2 separate regions of the Homo sapiens genome follow, and region 1 is linked to region 2. A link is a loop called in an ENCODE intact Hi-C map of the cell type or tissue named here. Cell type or tissue: PC-9. All regions are shown on one strand.

Region 1 (8,000 bases), 170 kb after region 2:
CTGCCCTTTGCCTTCATCCAAGGATTCCAGCTGTAGCACCAATCCCAGCTGTAGTTCGACTATTATTAGCAAATGCCAGAGTAGTGACAGCGAGAGCAGGAGTTCCCACCAAAGCCAAAGCCGGAGCCAAAGCAAGAGTCCCCATGATGGCAGAAGTCAGAGCTGGAGCAAGAGGCATCATCTGAGCAGAAGTCCAAGTCAGAAAAGCAGTCCCTATCCTAGCAGAAGCTGGGGCCGGAGCAGTAATCCTCAACAAAACACAAGTCAGGGCCAGAGTGAGAGTCCCCAACTTAGCATAAATGAGCACCAGGGTGAGAGTCCCCAAATTAGCAGAGGTCAGGGCAAGAGCAAGAGTCTATGATGGCAAAAGTCGGAACCGGAGCAAGAGTCCCCAACATGGCAAAGGTCAAGGCCAGAGCAAGAGTCCCCAACATAGCAGGAGCCAGAGCAAGAGTCCCAGCGAGGCAAAAGTCACAGAGCAAGAGTCCTCACCATAACAAGAAATGAGGGCCAGAGCAAAAGTTCTGACCAGACCAAAAATCTAGGCCAGAGCAAGGCATAGATAGTAACAAGATTGCCAGCTATAGCAAGCATCCCAGCTGCAGCAACCAGGACCGACTTGTGCACTCCTCATCTGAAGTCTTCATTTCTCTTTTACTCTGCCTCCTTGTTCTTGTCCTCTTGTCCCCTGCTACCCCCATAGCAGTCATCCTAGAAGTCCCTGTTTTGGTTCACACCTCAAGATTCTGTGGGCCCTCCTTATCCAACCTTTCTGGGGTCTGGGAACTCTCCCAGCATGACCCTCAAACCTCTGATTCTAAGCATGGTGGTGCTAGTCACTGTGTGACGCTAGGTAAGTTACCCACATCTCTTCATCAAATTGAAATGTTGTTAATTTTTTTTTGTATCTTACTGAGCTATCAGTTGTAGTGCTCACATAAGCTAGTAGACATGAAAGTGCTTTGAAAATAGAACTGTTCAGAAGAAAAGGGCCTTTTGCTTTTAAGTTCAAAGCTTCCCAGAGCCTCCATAGTTTCTCCTAATCTTCTGCAGGCTCTCCTCAAGAGTCCTCTCCTGAGCTCCCATATTCCTAAGTTCCTCTTTCTCCAAGGTCCCCCTTCTTGATGACCCCCGCACAGTACCGTGAGAGTTACATCTTTATCTGACAACCCTGGGATGGGAAGGCCCACTCTCCACTACTTTTCCCTCTCACACTTCTCTGGCAGGCAGGCAGGATGCAAAAGCAGGAGTGGGCACTAGCTGGATCCAAGTTTGCCCCTAGGCTCTGAGGTGGGGGTCAGGTAGTAGGGGGTAGAGTCAAGACTGGGAAAACCAATAAGCCTGTCCTCTCTCTTTTAGGCTGCCACAGAGCCCAAATTCCCTGCTGTTCGACTGGCTTTGCAGAATTTTGACATGACTTACAGTGTGCAGTTTGGAGATCTTTGGCCATCAATCCGTGTCAGTCTCCTCTCAGAGCAGAAGTATGGTGCACTGGTCAATAACTTTGCTGCCTGGGATCATGTAAGTGCTAAGCTGGAGCAGCTGAGTGCCAAGGATTTTGTGAATGAAGCCATCTCCCACTGGGAACTGCAGTCTGAGGGTGGCCAATCTGCAGCCCCATCCCCTGCCTCCTGGGCCTGCAGTCCGAACCTTCGATGCTTCACTTTTGACAGAGGGGATATCAGTCGCTTCCCTCCTGCCAGGTAGGATCTGGAGCCATGACTGGAGCGGTCCTGAGTGTCTGCTGGAAGTAGACATGTTGAGACCCAGCTTCTACCCTCTGTAATAAGGACCATAATATTGCTAATATTTATGGCATGTTTATACAGACTAGGCATTTTTTTGAGGTGCTGTACATATGTTATCTCTTTTTGTTCTGTCAGCAGCCTTATGAAGTAGGTAATATTATTGCTGTTTTACATTTGGAGAAACTGAGGTACAGAGAAGTTAAGATTCTTACTTGCTTTAGGTCCCTCAGATGGTAAGTGGTGTGACTAATATTTAGACCCAGAACCTGCACTTTGAACCCACTCTGCTCTGTGCCTCTGGTAGAAAACAGCCACCTTTTACATGAGCACTCACTGGGCCCTCTCAAGTTGAAATGTGTTATTCACAGCAGTCTTCTCATTTTGCCCTCACAGCCACCCATCAAAGTGAATAGGAAAAGTAACTTCATGGTAGCAAAGAGGTAGTGGGACTTTCCTAGGAAATAGGGCTGGTCTAGGGGCACAAACTTGGTATTAGACTGGGAAAAAGAAAGGAGAAGTTCAGTTTCTTGATTCAATCCTCATGTATATGAAGTTGAATGAGAAAAGACTGCAGAATCAAATGCTGAATTATGCTTTAACAATTAAGGAGAGCTCAATGTTAGTTGTAGGGTATGGGAATTGATTTTTGAAAGACTGATTTATTTATTAAAAAATATTGGCCGGGTGTGGTGGCTCACGCCTTTAATCCTAGCACTTTGTGAGGCTGAGGCGGGCGGATTGCCTGAGCTCAGGAGTTTGAGACCAGCCTGGGCAACATGATGAAACCCTGTCTCTACTAAAATACAAAAAAATTAGCTGGGTGTGGTGGCGTGCGCCTGTAGTCCCAGCTACTTGGGAGGCTGAGGCAGGAGAATTGCTTGAACCCAGGAGGTGGAGGTTGCAGTGAGCTGAGATCGTGCCACCGTACTCCAGTCTGGGCGACAGAGCGAGACTCTGTCTCAAAAAAAAAAAAAAAAAAAATTATCTACCAAATGCTAGGCATTTAAGTGCCTTGATGAACAAGCCCTCATAGAGCTTCCAGTTTAGTGAGGAAGACAGCTATTTAAAAACAATAATTGGCCAGGCACAGTGGTTCACACCTGTAATCCCAGCACTTTGGGAGGCCGAGGCGGGCAGATCATCTGAGGTTAGGAGTTCAAGACCAGCCTGGCCAAAATGGTGAAACCCCATCTCTACTAAAAAATACAAAAAATTAGCTGGGCATGGTGGCACAAGCCTGTAATCCCAGCTACTTGGGAGGCTGAGGCAGGAGAATCACTTGAATCTGGGAGGCAGAGGTTGCAGTGAGCCAAGATTGCGCCACCGCACTCCAGCCTGGGCAACAGAGCGAGACTGTGTCTCAAAAAAAAAAAAAAAAAAAAAAATTAGCCAGGCATGGTGGCGGGCACCTGTAATCCCAGATATTCAGGAGGCTGAGACGGGAGAATCACTTGAACCTGGGAGGTGGAGGTTGCAGCGAGACGAGATCGTGCCACTGCGCTTCAGCCTGGGTAACAAAAGTGAAACTCCGTCAGTCAATCAATCAGTAAATAAATAATCATTCTGGCTCCCGTATAGATGAATGAATAAGTGAATAAGTAAGTGTGGGTCTGAAAAATGAGTTTTTGGTGATTGGAGCTCAAGCCCCAGAGGGCATAGACTTGGTGGCCTAGACTCCCAGTGGGTGTCCTGACCTGGAATTTAACAATAAAGTGGTCTCCTCTTTTCCAGACCTGGCAGCCTGGGTGTCATGGAGTACTACCTGATGGATGCTGCCTCCTTGCTGCCTGTTCTGGCCCTCGGCCTGCAGCCTGGGGACATCGTGCTTGACCTATGTGCAGCTCCTGGGGGAAAGACACTAGCGTTGCTTCAGACTGGCTGTTGCCGTAAGTCAGGGTGCTGGTGTGTTGGGCAGAGAGAGCTCCCCACCTCACCTAGTCCCAGGTACATTTAATATGGTAGGTTCGGCCAGGCGCAGTGGCTCCCGCCTGTAATCCCAGCACTTTGGGAAGCCGAGGGAGGCGGACCACCTGATGTCAGGAGTTCCAGACCAGCCTGGTCAACATGGTGAAACACCATCTCTACTAAAAATACATAAATTAGCTGGGTGTGGTGGTGCACTCCTGTAATACCAGCTACTCAGGAGGCTGAGGCAGGAGAATTGCTTGAACCCGGGAAGTGGAGGTTACAATGAGCTGAGATCCTGCCACTGCACTCCAGCCTTGGCGACAGAGTGAAACCCTGTCTCACACACACACAAAAAAAGAATATGGTAGGTTCTCTAGTCCCAAAGTCAGAGTGGAGGGTAGTACTTACTTTCTAAGCTTGTGTATTTTTTCATTAGTTCCTCTCTTTCTCTGTCAATTGGTCAAGAAAGATTGCTGAGCAAGTTCTCTGAAGTCAGATTGAAGTAGGGCTCTGATCAGTTGATCACATGATACACACTCCTCTTCATCTGTTTACTTTTCCTCTAAGATTAAGCCCATTTCTTTAGCCTACCAACTAAAATGATAAGATCTGCCTGCAGCCACCATTTATATGCTTTATATGTCACTCTTCTAGGCTTTATGTGCTTTAACCTTACTCTGCTACTCTCTGTTGCCTTTGCTCTTGTTAAATTTTCTCCCTGGAATTCCCTCACCCTTGGCTGTCCAAATCCTTTTGACTTTCTTTTTTTTTTTCTTTCTTTTTTTTTCTCTTTTTTTCGAGATGGAGTCTCACTCTGTCACCCAGGTTGGAGTGCAGTGGCACGACCTCGGCTCACTGCAAGCTCCGCCTCCTGGGTTCACGCCATTCTCCTGCCTCAGCCTCCCTACTAGCTAGGACTACAGGCGCCCACCACCACGCCCAGCTAATTTGTTTTTGTACTTTTAGTAGAGACAGGGTTTCACCCTGTTAGCCAGGATGGTCTCAATCTCCTGACCTTGTGATCTGCCCGCCTAGGCCTCCCAAATTGCTGGGATTACAGGCATGAGCCACCGCGCCCGGCCCCTTGTGTCAAGTACTCACTTCAGCCATCCACTGGCTGATATCCTGCCTGCCCAGTCATCCTTTTGACTTTCAAGCCTCAGCTCAAGTGTGCCACCTCCTGGACGTCTGTCCTTACGACCTCTGCTGGCCGGTTCAGAAATGATGCCTGTCTCCTACGCTCCCACAGCATGGGTATCGCCCTTGCAACATTAGCCTTGCCTTAGGGCTTTACTAGTTATATATCTTCTCCCTCTTAAAGATGATGGATTCTGGCCGGGCACGGTGGCTCACGCCTATAATTCCAGCACTTTGGAAGGCTGAGGCGGGTGGATCACCTGAGGTCAGGAGTTCAAGACAAGCCTGGCTAACATGGTAAAACCCCGTTTCTATTAAAAATACAAAAAATTAGCCGGGCCTGGTGGTGGGCTAATCCCAACTACTTGGGAGGCTGAGGCAGGAAAATCGCTTGAACCTGGGAGATGGAGGTTGCAGTGAGCTGAGATCACGCCATTGCACTTCCGCTTGGGCAACAAGAGCAAAACTCTGTCTCAAAAAAAAAAAAAAAAAAAAAAAAAAAGTGGATTCCTTGGGGATAGGCCCACATCTTATTTGTCTCAGTAAAGTAGCCCAGCGAAGGCCTTGTGCACTGTTTTTTTTTTTTTTTTTTTTTTTTGAGAAGAAGTTTCGCTTTTCTACCCAAGCTGGAGTGCAGTGGCACGATCTTAGCTCAATACAACCTTCGCCTTCTGGTTCCAAGCAATTCTCTTGCCTCAGCCTCCTGAGTAGCTGGGATTACAGGCACCCACCACCACACCCGGATAATTTTTGTATTTTTAGTAGAGATGGGGTTTCACCATGTTGGCCAGGCTGGTCTCGAATTCCTGACCTCGCAATCCACCCACCTCGGCCTCCCAAAGTGCTGAGATTACAGGTGTGAACCACCGCGCCCAGTCTTGTGCACTGTTTTTTTTGGTTTGTTTTTTTGTTTTTTTTTTTTTGAGACGGAGTCTTGTTCTGTCACCCAGGCTGGAGTGCAGTGGCGTGATCTCGGCTCACTGCAAACTCCGCCTCCCGGGTTCATGCCATTCTCCTGCCTCAGCCTCCCAGATAGCTGGGACCACGGGCACCCGCCACCATGCCCGGCTAATTTTTTTGTATTTTTAGTAGAGATAGGGTTTCACCGTGTTAGCCAGGATGGTCTTGATCTCCTGACCTCGTGATCCGCCCACCTTGGCCTCCCAAAGTGCTGGGATTACAGGCGTGAGCCACCGCGCCTGGCGCCTTGTGCACTGTTAAGTACTCACTTCAGCCATCCACTGGCCGATATCCTGCCTTAAAATAGATAGTTTTTTTCCTTTGGCCCCTGACAAAGGGCCGTAATTTACACACCTAACCTGGAGCTCAGCCAGGCTTCTCTTGCCGTGTGCCCAAGCCCTTCTGTTGGACCTAGACCCTTCTTTTCCAGGTCTTGTCAGCCAGCTTGCACAGTTTGAGTCAGCATCCAGCCTTATGATAGGCATTGGTTGATTCAGAGAGATATCACATTCGGTCATAGCCTTCTGGAAGTCCAGAGGGAGAGAAGAAAAGGTGGGGTCATGGGCTTAATGAATCCAATGCAAGAGAGCCCAGCCTGTGTGCTGGACAATTCTTATCTGACTGAATGCTGTGGGAATCCATTAGAAGGGAGATGAGTAAGGGTAGGGTTACTTGGAGGAGGAGGAACTTGAACTAGGAGGAGGAAGAAGGGCAAAGAAGAAGTAATTGAGAGTTGTTCTTCTAAGGCATGCTTAACTATCAGCACCTCACCTTCATCCCAGCTCCTCATCAAGCGACAACTCTTGATCCGAGGAAAACGGGATCACAGAATTTGTATAAGAAGGGAAATTAGTGTTTACTTAGTCTAGCCCTCATATTTTATGGAGGGAGAAATTGAGTTCTGTGGAGATTAAATAAATAATACAAGAATTGGAGGTAGAGCCAGAACTGGAACCCATCTTTCTTTTTCTCAGTTCATATCCTTCTGCAAATTCCTCTAGAGCAGAGAATACAATTTTTACTTCTTTGAGTGCCCTCAAAAATGGAGACATTGGCCGGGGGGCGGTGACTCACGCCTGTAATCCCAGCACAAGCTAGGAGGCTGAGGCAGGTGGAATACTTGAGTCCAGGAGTTCGAGACTAGCCTGGGCAACATAGACCTCATCTTCATTAAAATAAAAAAAAAGGAGACATTTATTTATGGGATTACTAAGCTGGTTCATAGTAGTGACCACTATTAGATAAGGTGGACACTTGCATCTCGCATTCTTTACCATTCCCACCCTACCTTGTTGTTCTTTGACTCAGAGGCCAGGTATCAAGTGTCATTTATCATCAAGCTTGCAATATTTTTCTCATAGTAGCACTAAGAGCAAAGTGAGATATTTCTTGAACTCATGTCTACCAATAAAGAGAAAATGAAAGGTAGATGGTAAATCAGAATTAGGTTTGGTTGCATTTGATAGAAAACCTAACTAATTGGCTTAAAGAGGAAACATTAATTTATCTCTTACATAAGAGAAGCTGAGATATAGGCACTCCAGGTATGGAGGCTCCACAATTATCAGGGACTTAAGCTCCCTTTTTCCTTTTGCAACGTATTTTGTTGCTAGTGTCAGCCTTAGCCTCCCTCCCTTTAAGAGGGAGAAGATATGTAACTAGTAAAGCTCTAAGGCAAGGCCTCATGGTCCAGAATGACTGCTGGAAGTCCAGCCATCACATCCATATTTGAGTCAAGAGGAAAGGATTGGGCAAAAGAGACTCATTTCATCTCCCAATTATGTCAGCCTTTTAAAAATATCTTCCCAGAATTCCTATCCAATACTTATGCCTACAACTATGACCAAAAGTTAGTCATATAGTCATACTTAGTTGTAAAAGAAAGGCTTAGCCGGGTGTGGTGGCTCACACCTGTAATCCCAGCACTTTGGGAGGCCGACGCAGGCAGATCACCTGAGGTCGGGAGTTCAAGACCAGCCTGACCAACATGGAGAAACCCCGTCTCTACTAAAAATACAAAATTTGCCGGCGTGGTGGCGCATGCCTGTAATCCCAGCTACTCGGGAGGCTGAGGCAGGAGAATCGCTTGAACCCGGGAGGCGGAGGTTATGGTAAGCCGAGATCGCGCCATTGCACTCTAGCCTGGGCAACAAGAGCGAAACTAAAGAAAGGTTGAGAAATGTAGTCTTTTGGGGCAATTTTCCCCTTCCAAAAAATTGGGGTTCTATTAATAAGGAGGAAGAGGAG
Region 2 (8,000 bases):
GAGTGCAGTGGCGCGATCTTGGCTCACTGCAACCTCTGCCTCCCGGGTTCAAGCAATTCTCCTGCCTCAGCCTCCCAAGTAGCTGGGACTAAAGGCGTGTGCCACCACGCCCGGCTAATTTTTTTTTGTATTTTTAGTAGAGATGGGATTTCACCGTGTTAGCCAGGATGGTCTCGATCTCCTGACCTTGTGATCTGCCCGCCTTGGCCTCCCAAAGTGCCGGGATTACAGGCATGAGCCACCGCACCCAGCCTAGTGGCTCTGTTTTTTAAAACCCCACCCTGGCTCACAGGCCCCCTGGCTAACCTTGAGGTGGGAAGATCCACACTATGGTGGTGTCAGTGTGGGTGTTGTTGATACCCATGGCCCTGGTGGCAGGATTGATGGCTGCACTGCTGGCAGTTCGACCTCGGAGACCCTGTTGATATCTTCTGCGGCTACACTTGAACATCCTGGGAAATCGGGGCCTGGGCCAGCCCATACCTGGCCTGCGGTAGGGGGAACGCATGCCCTGGGGCCGAGGGCCACGGACAAGCCGAGATGGCCCCATGGGCACAGGGAGCTTCTGCAGTGTGCCTGGGGGGTGCTGTTGGCCAGGGTAGCTGAGGCCTCTATGACATACAAAGTCTGCATAAGGGCAGGGCCCTTTATTACAAGTCGTGGGCCCTGGCCCCTCCTCATGGGTCAGGCTCCTTCACAATCTTCTTTATTGGGTCTGGCCTAAAAGCCAGCCCAAGAGCCAGACAGCCTCAGTTTGGCCCCTTGGGAAAAGAGGCCCTAGAGGCGGAACTCACTTCCTCACTTTCTCACTTATCCATATAGTAACAATATTAACAATGTTTTTTGAGCACTTACTACGTGCCAGACACTGTGCTGAGCACTTTACCAACGTTATCTCATTTAATCTCAGCTACTTTACAAGGATATGCCATCATTATACCTATTTATATACAGTCAATTCTCATTATTCCCAGTAATGTTCTATAAAGTCGCCACAAACACTAAATACTGAACAAAGGGTAAATGCAAGGTTAGGTTCCTGAAACCCTCTGGTCACAATATTTTTGTCAACTGATCTATACATATAACCTGATTTTATGTGTGGAGACACCTTATTTAATATATATTGTTGGCCAGGCATGGTGGCTCAAGCCTGTAATCCCAGCACTTTGGGAGGCCGAGGTGGGCAGATCACCTGAGGTCAGGAGTTCAAGACTAGCCTGGTTAACATGGCAAAACCCCATCTCTACTAAAAATACAAAAATTAGCTGGGTGTGGTGGTGGGTGCCTGTAGTCCCAGCTACTCAGGAGGCTGAGACAGGAGAATAGCTTGAACCCAGGAGGTGGAGATTGCAGTGAGCCCAGATTGCACCATTGCACTCCAGCCTGGGCAACAAGAGTGAAACTCTGTCTCAAAAAAAAAAAAAATATATCTATCTATCTATCTATCTATCTATCTAACTATCTATCTATATTTGAGTCATTGACATTGAACTCACAGCCAACAGCATTATAACTTGTGCCTGAATGAAACTTATCTAAAGCACATATTTCCCCTATAAGGCACATCACAGCCTTCTTGCACTTAGAAAGACTAGAGAGCACTTCAGCACTACAACTGGGGACCATTTTAGACAGTAAAATCACCAGCAAAAAACACCAAAAAATGTGAGAATATGCGTCACTAAATAGACCACCAAAAAGCACATTTGTTTACTCTATGAAAACTGAAATAAGAAGACAGAGAGTCCTCTTGCTCAACAGACCTCAGCTGGAAATACGTGTGTTGGACGGCTGAAATTTTTTGCCTTTCTGCTCATGTCCATGAATGACTGCAAAAGTACCACAAGTACTGGTTTGGGAATTACAAATAAATTTCAGTAAGCAGGCAAATTCACAGGTATGGAATCTGTGAATAAGGAGGATCCACTGTATAAGGAAACTGGGGCTCAGTGAGGTGAAGTCACACAATTAGAGGCAGGCAGGAAGCAAATCCATGATGATCAAGATCCAAAACCCAGAGCACTTAACTCTCATTATTCTGCACTCATTCACTCAGGAAATGTTCACTGACAACTTCTTATGTGCCAAGCACCAGGGCCATAGATGAATGTAATCTGGTCCCAATTCTTCCTGAGAATGAAACAGAAAGGTTCCAGGTGCGGTGGCTCACGCCTGTAATCCCAGCACTTTGGGAGCCCGAGGTGGGTGGATGACTTGAGGTCAGGAGCTCGAGAGCAGCCTGGTCAACATGGTGAAACCCTGTCTCTACTAAAAATACAAAAATTAGCTGGGTGTGGTGGTGTGCACCTATAATACCAGCTACTCAGGAGGCTGAGGCAGGAGAATCGCTTGAAACTGGGAGGCGGAGGTTGCAGTGAGCCAAGATTGCGCCACTGCATTCCAGCCTGGGCAACAGAGTGAGATTCTGTCAAAAAAAAAAAAAATAGACCTTCTCCTTCTCCTTCCACTCCTCAGTCCCTTCTTCCTTTCCCCCTTACTCTGCTCCTCAAATGCCCCCTTCCCAACTTCATCCTCCTTTCTGTTTGTGGAGGACTCTGTGGCACCCTTAGTACCACCCTCACAAACCTCATCTTTCCCCCATCCCCTCCTCCAGCCTCTACTCTTGCCATCCTCAGTCTTAAAATATGACCTTGCTTCCACCAACTTCTAGCAACTGTAACTATAAACCGACCTGCCCCTGCTCCTCCTCTTCCTCAGGTCAGACCAAGGCCTCTTCCCTTGCTCTTTATGGAAGCCAGCCTTGTCTGCCTCTTTAGAGATTCCATCAGTGTAGACAGTCTGCTTGGTGGTTAAGATGTAGACTCTGGTGCCAGACTAACTGGGATTGAATCCTGGCTCTGCCACTTACAGGCTTTGTGATCATGGCAAGTACCTGACCCTTTGGTGCTTCTATTTCCCCATATTTAAAAATGGAGATCAGAAAGTCTATCTCATGGGATGGTTGTGAAGAGGAAAAAAAGCCTTAATATATGCAAGACATTTAAAATAAGATCAGTATTATTAGTGTAGTCTGTAATACTATTAGCCCCTCTCTCTTCTGTCTCTTCAGCTGCCTCCTTTCACTATAAAAACAAAACAAACTTAGAAATCCACTTCCTCAGCTAGGCACAGTGGCTGATGCCTGTAATCCCATCACTTTGGGAGGCTGAGGCAGAGGATTACTTGAGCCCAGTTCAAGACCAGCCTGGATAGCATAGCAAGACCTCATCTGTTTAAAAAAAAAAAATTTGCTTGAGTGCCGGCAAATACCTGTGGTCCCAGCTACTTGGGAGGCTGAGGATCATTTGAGCTCAGGAGGTCAAGGCTGCAGTGAGCTGTGATGTTGCCACTACACTCCAACCTGGGCAACAGAGCAAGACCCTGTCTCAGAAAAAAAAAAAAAAAAATCAACTTCCTCCATCTCATAGCCCCACTGCCTGTGACTCTCTCGACTTTGACCTTCTTGCTCTGTGCTCATTCCCTACTGTCCCTTCCTTCTAGAGCAGGAAGAAAATCTCATTTGAAAAGCCCAGAACTATTCTGTTACACAGAAGACCAGGAAAGAGAAGTTTAAAACCAAGTCTAAGAAAAGTCCCCAGGGTCACACAGTTCATAAGCGACAGAGCCAGGATTCCAGCACCTGGTCTGAATGACCCAGAAGCCAGGACTTTTCCCCCGCACCTCTACATCAGGCGTGCTGGAGCAGGAAGCGGTCAGGCAGCCCCACTAGGAGTAACAAAGATGGGATCACAGAGCCTTGGAACTGGGGGTGGCTCCTTCATGAGACCATGGTGCCACCTACTGGCAGAAAGAGAAGGGGTGTACACAGAGCGCTAAGAGAAGACTGGGAAGGAGAAAAAGAAAAAGATGGGGAAGGAGAGGAGATGGAAAGATGAAGGGAGGGGAAAAATGGGGAATGTGAGGTTTCATGGAGGGAAGAGGATTAGGAACTATTTGCTACTCGCAGGAGAGAGCGGAAGCTGCCAAATCTCAGTCATTTCCTTGAAAGTGAGTGAGAGACAGAGAAAGAGAAAGAGGGAGTGTGTGTGTGTGTGTGTGTGTGTTTGTGTGTGTGTGTGAGTGAAAGAGATACTTAAGTACGTACATCAGATATTATTCTGTTGTTTGTTAGTTGCTGGGAGTCAGTCCACAAAGAATTTAGTGTGCGTGTGTGCGCACGGACGCACACACACACATGCATTCAGGAACACTAGCACATGTTTATGTATGTAACTGGGTGCTTGCTGTATGAACATATGGATGGCAGCATGAGCAGATGCATGTGCATGTGAGCATGAGCACAGAGGGTATGTATGAGTGTATCAGCAGATGCAGGGTAAGAAGCACATTACACTGTTGTGGTGGAGGGCACGCAGACATTCTGGGAAGCCACTTGCCCCACCCCTGGGCTGCTTCTTCTTGAGATCAGGAGGGGCGTTGCCCAGGGCTGGTGTTGCCAGGTGGAGGCCTGCTGAGGCAGTGGTTGTGGGGATCGGTCTCCAGGCAGCAGGGGGCAGCAGGGTCAAGGAGAGGCTAACTGGCCACGGGTGGGGCCAGCAGGCGGGCAGAAGGAGGCTTTAAAGCGCCTACCCTGCCTGCAGGTGAGCAGTGGTGTGTGAGAGCCAGGCGTCCCTCTGCCTGCCCACTCAGTGGCAACACCCGGGAGCTGTTTTGTCCTTTGTGGAGCCTCAGCAGTTCCCTCTTTCAGAACTCACTGCCAAGAGCCCTGAACAGGTAATGGGATAGGGATACAGATTATCCTGTGAAGTGATATCGATCTGGAAACAGGTCTGGGGAGCTGGAGGGGCTCTAGTGAGGGTTCTGGGAGGGTCTGGGGTTAGTGTGGGGGGGAGCACAGGATATACAGGTGCTAGGAAAGAGCATGGAGTGACCTGCAGTGTGGGAGTCAGGCTGGGTGTGCAGGTGGAGGAACCTGGGGTGTTAGGATCTCAGAGTGTCAGGTGCTGGTGGAGGTCCTGGGTAGTATAGAGGGGTAAGGGTGTTAGGATAGAAACTGGGAAAAGGTCTGTGTCAGACCAGGTACAGGAGAAGCTTGGTGAGATATGGGTTCAGGATCCTGGGGTCTGGCATATCTGGCTGAATATCTGAAGCCAGGGCCAGCCCAGGTGGGCCCAGGGGAAACAAGGCCCTAACTTGCACATGTCTACCTCCCAGGAGCCACCATGCAGTGCTTCAGCTTCATTAAGACCATGATGATCCTCTTCAATTTGCTCATCTTTGTAAGTACGGACATTGTGGACTCTTTGGGGCTCCCTATAGGAGCAGGTCACAAGCTGAGTAGAGACTAAGCTGGGGAATGGGAGACTGCTATGCCCAGGCTTCGTCCTGCATGTGTCCCCTTATGAGTGGGATGCAAAGGTCTCCCCAAATGCTGCTGATTCCTAGTCCCAGCAGCAGCCAGGCTGCCATACAGGTGCGTGTGTGAAAAAGGGGATGGAGAAGCTAGGGGCACCCCCTCTCTCCTACAAAGCTTTAGCCTAGGCTTCAGGCAGGGCAGAGTAAGCTACCAGGAATGATTCTCCACCCTTTATAGGCACTGGGGGCCCAGAAAATAGAAGGGCTCCACCCAAGTTTACCTACCACAGAAGGAAATTCAGTACAGAGGAAATTCTTCTGTATGACGGGGAGCTGAAAGGAGGGAGGGCCTACCTCTCATCAGAGCAACAGTCCTTATTCATTCGACAAACATTCATTGTCTAGGATACCATGATGGGTGCTGGGGTGGCAGGTAAGCAAAGCCTTTCTCTGCCCTGAAGGATCTCAGCTCCGATAAGCCAGATAGGCAGATAATAACAACACAGTGTGTTTGGGCTTAGGACGGAGGTTATGGGAGCCTGAACTCAGCCTGGTTGGAGAATACTTCCTGGAGGAAATAGCTGAAGCTGGGAAATTGCACTTGGTGGGGGAGTTATAAAGCATGCATAAAGGGCCAGAAGTAGTGAAACTTGATATCGTTCAGAAAACCAGAAACAGATTGCATAGGGCATGTTTGAGAAGCTGAGCCATGAGGCGTAAATCCTGGAGATGGTGGTGGAGATAGGGAGAAACGGACAAAGTGGACAAAGGACAAAGCTCTAGGATGATGGCTGAGGGGTAGAAGAAGGGGCAAGGGAGACAGAGGTCTTGGAGATGACGCCCATATCTCTGGCATGAGCAACCCAGATGGCAGGGGGTGGGGCCTGGTTTGTGGGAAGGGGTGTCCCACTAGCAGATGTGTACCCAGTGGAGGTGCAGCTCAGATTGGAGCTGGCCATGGGTATTTGAAAATCATGTGCGCACAGGTAGCCACTGAAGCCATGGGAGTGGATGAGAACACTTGGAAAGTGAACTCTGGGAAACCCAATTTATTAGGGATAAGCAAAAAAAAAAAAAGCCACTGTGAAGGAGATGGAGAAGGAGCAGTGGGAGGGGGAGAGGAAAACAAGGAGAGTAGTACACTAACCACATTAGAGTAGGTTAGTGTAAGTGAAAGTGAGGAAGTGGGCCAGGTGCAGTAGCTCACAACTGTAATCCCAGCACTCTGGGAAGCTGAGGCGGGCAGATTAGTTGAGCTCAGGAGTTCGAGACCAGCCTGGCCAATATGGTGAAACCCCGTCTCTACTAAAAATACAAAAATTAGCTGGATGTGGTGGCGCATGCCTGTAATCCCAGCTACTTGGGAGGCTGAGGAAGGACAATCACTTGAACCCAGGAGGCGGAGGTTGCAGTGAGCCAAGATCACACCACTGCACTCCAGCCTGGGCGACAGAGTTTATGTATGTATTGATTAGTTTAGAAGCGTGGGTAGACTCTCTAGTTCTGATGTGGTCTGTGCCTTGGGCTTCCTTCGGCTGCAGGGAACTTGTGTTTTTGTTGTTGTTGTTGTTGTTGTTTGTTTCTTTGAGACAGGATCTTGCTTTGTCACCAAAGCTGGAGTGCAGTGGCATGATCATGGCTTACTGCAGCGTCAACCTCCTGGGCTCAAGGGATTCCCCTACCTCACTCAGCCTCCTGAGTATCTAGGACTACAGGAGTGTGCCACCATGCTCAGCTAATTAAAAAAAATTTTTTTTGTAGAGGCGGTCTCACTATATTGCCCAGGCTGGTCTCGAACTCCTGGACTTAAGTGATTCTCCCACCTCTGCCTCCCAAAGTGCGGGGATTACAGGCATGAGCCACTGTGCCAGTCCTGAACTAGTCTTTATCCCTGTATCTGGAGGAAGCAATAGGATTCCAGGGATTTGGACAGGAGAGGCTCTGCCCTGAGAGGGTTAAAGGCAAATCCGGTTTGATTTCTGGCCTCTGTTACCCAGACCTTGCCAGGCTGGGCAAAGCAGGATAGGGCAGACCTCCAGCTCCATGAAATTTGACCCTGCAGGCTAGAAGTCCAGCTTTCTGTCCTTGGGCAAACATGCCTGGAATCCAGCCACAATCTGCCACCTCACTTCCCGTTCTAGCCTCAGTTTTTATAGCTGGCAAGTGAGGACTAGTCACCAAGGTGGTGTCAGGCTGATTCATCCACTGAAGCCCTGGGCCGGGAGGCTTTCCTCTAAGATCTGTGGGAACTGCGCAGGGCCCTCCTCAATCTAGGCCTCAGAATTCCCCCTGAGGTTTGGAGTTGAGCTAGACAGCCTTTAAGAGAAGCTCTGGCTGTATTCCCACTGGTACCTCACTTTCCTCTTGTGAGGCAAGGAGGTCTTGTCTACATGAGGGGCGGGCCTGAAGTTGGATTCTGGAGGGGAGCCAAATGGGGCCTCAGGTGGGTGAACCTTCTCAACCTCCTCCCTCTCCAAGGTTGCCAGCAGGTGGAACCTCAGCCTCGCCTCCATTACTATGGTGACTATTGAGCCTGTTCTGCTACCACCCCCGTCTCCACCTATCAGAGGACAGAGGTGTTCTAGGCACCCATAGCCCAGAAAGGAAATAGGAGGCTGGGCCCTCACCTGCCTGTTTTCAATCCTAGCTATGTGGCAGGACCCTGGCAGCAGTGAGGGAAA

The links. A loop is a pair of places that touch in the nucleus more often than their neighbours do. Peaks named below come from ENCODE experiments on the same cell type or tissue, not always from the same donor. Only the 100,000 strongest peaks of a DNase experiment are listed, where the experiment ranks them.
Region 1: a loop joins it to region 2, with 29 times the contacts of the local background. A loop is called at or near these places in 9 of 110 quality-filtered maps.

The regions. Positions count from the first base shown.
Region 1 is chr1:46,343,442-46,351,441 of GRCh38, forward strand. It overlaps NSUN4 (NOP2/Sun RNA methyltransferase 4), which reads left to right. Exons shown (of 6, transcript NM_199044.4): 2 at 1,360-1,703; 3 at 3,480-3,634. Among named protein-coding and RNA genes, the nearest start is that of NSUN4, 6.6 kb to the left of the region's middle. In PC-9, CTCF peaks have their summits at 4,852 (motif pointing left) and 5,053; a DNase peak (open chromatin) is centred at 4,840.
Region 2 is chr1:46,175,922-46,183,921 of GRCh38, forward strand. P3R3URF-PIK3R3 (P3R3URF-PIK3R3 readthrough) reads right to left here and starts at 567. Exons shown (of 10, transcript NM_001303427.2): 1 at 307-567. The coding sequence starts at 550. TSPAN1 (tetraspanin 1) reads left to right here. Exons shown (of 9, transcript NM_005727.4): 2 at 4,605-4,737; 3 at 5,179-5,243. The coding sequence starts at 5,187. It overlaps P3R3URF (PIK3R3 upstream open reading frame), which reads right to left and starts at 567. Exons shown (of 2, transcript NM_001328655.2): 1 at 307-567. The coding sequence starts at 550. RefSeq lists an enhancer at 3,586-3,685. In PC-9, CTCF peaks have their summits at 3,797 (motif pointing left), 3,998, 4,627 and 7,916; DNase peaks (open chromatin) are centred at 3,750, 4,480, 5,760 and 7,450; H3K4me3 peaks cover 3,674 bases; H3K27ac peaks cover 5,487 bases.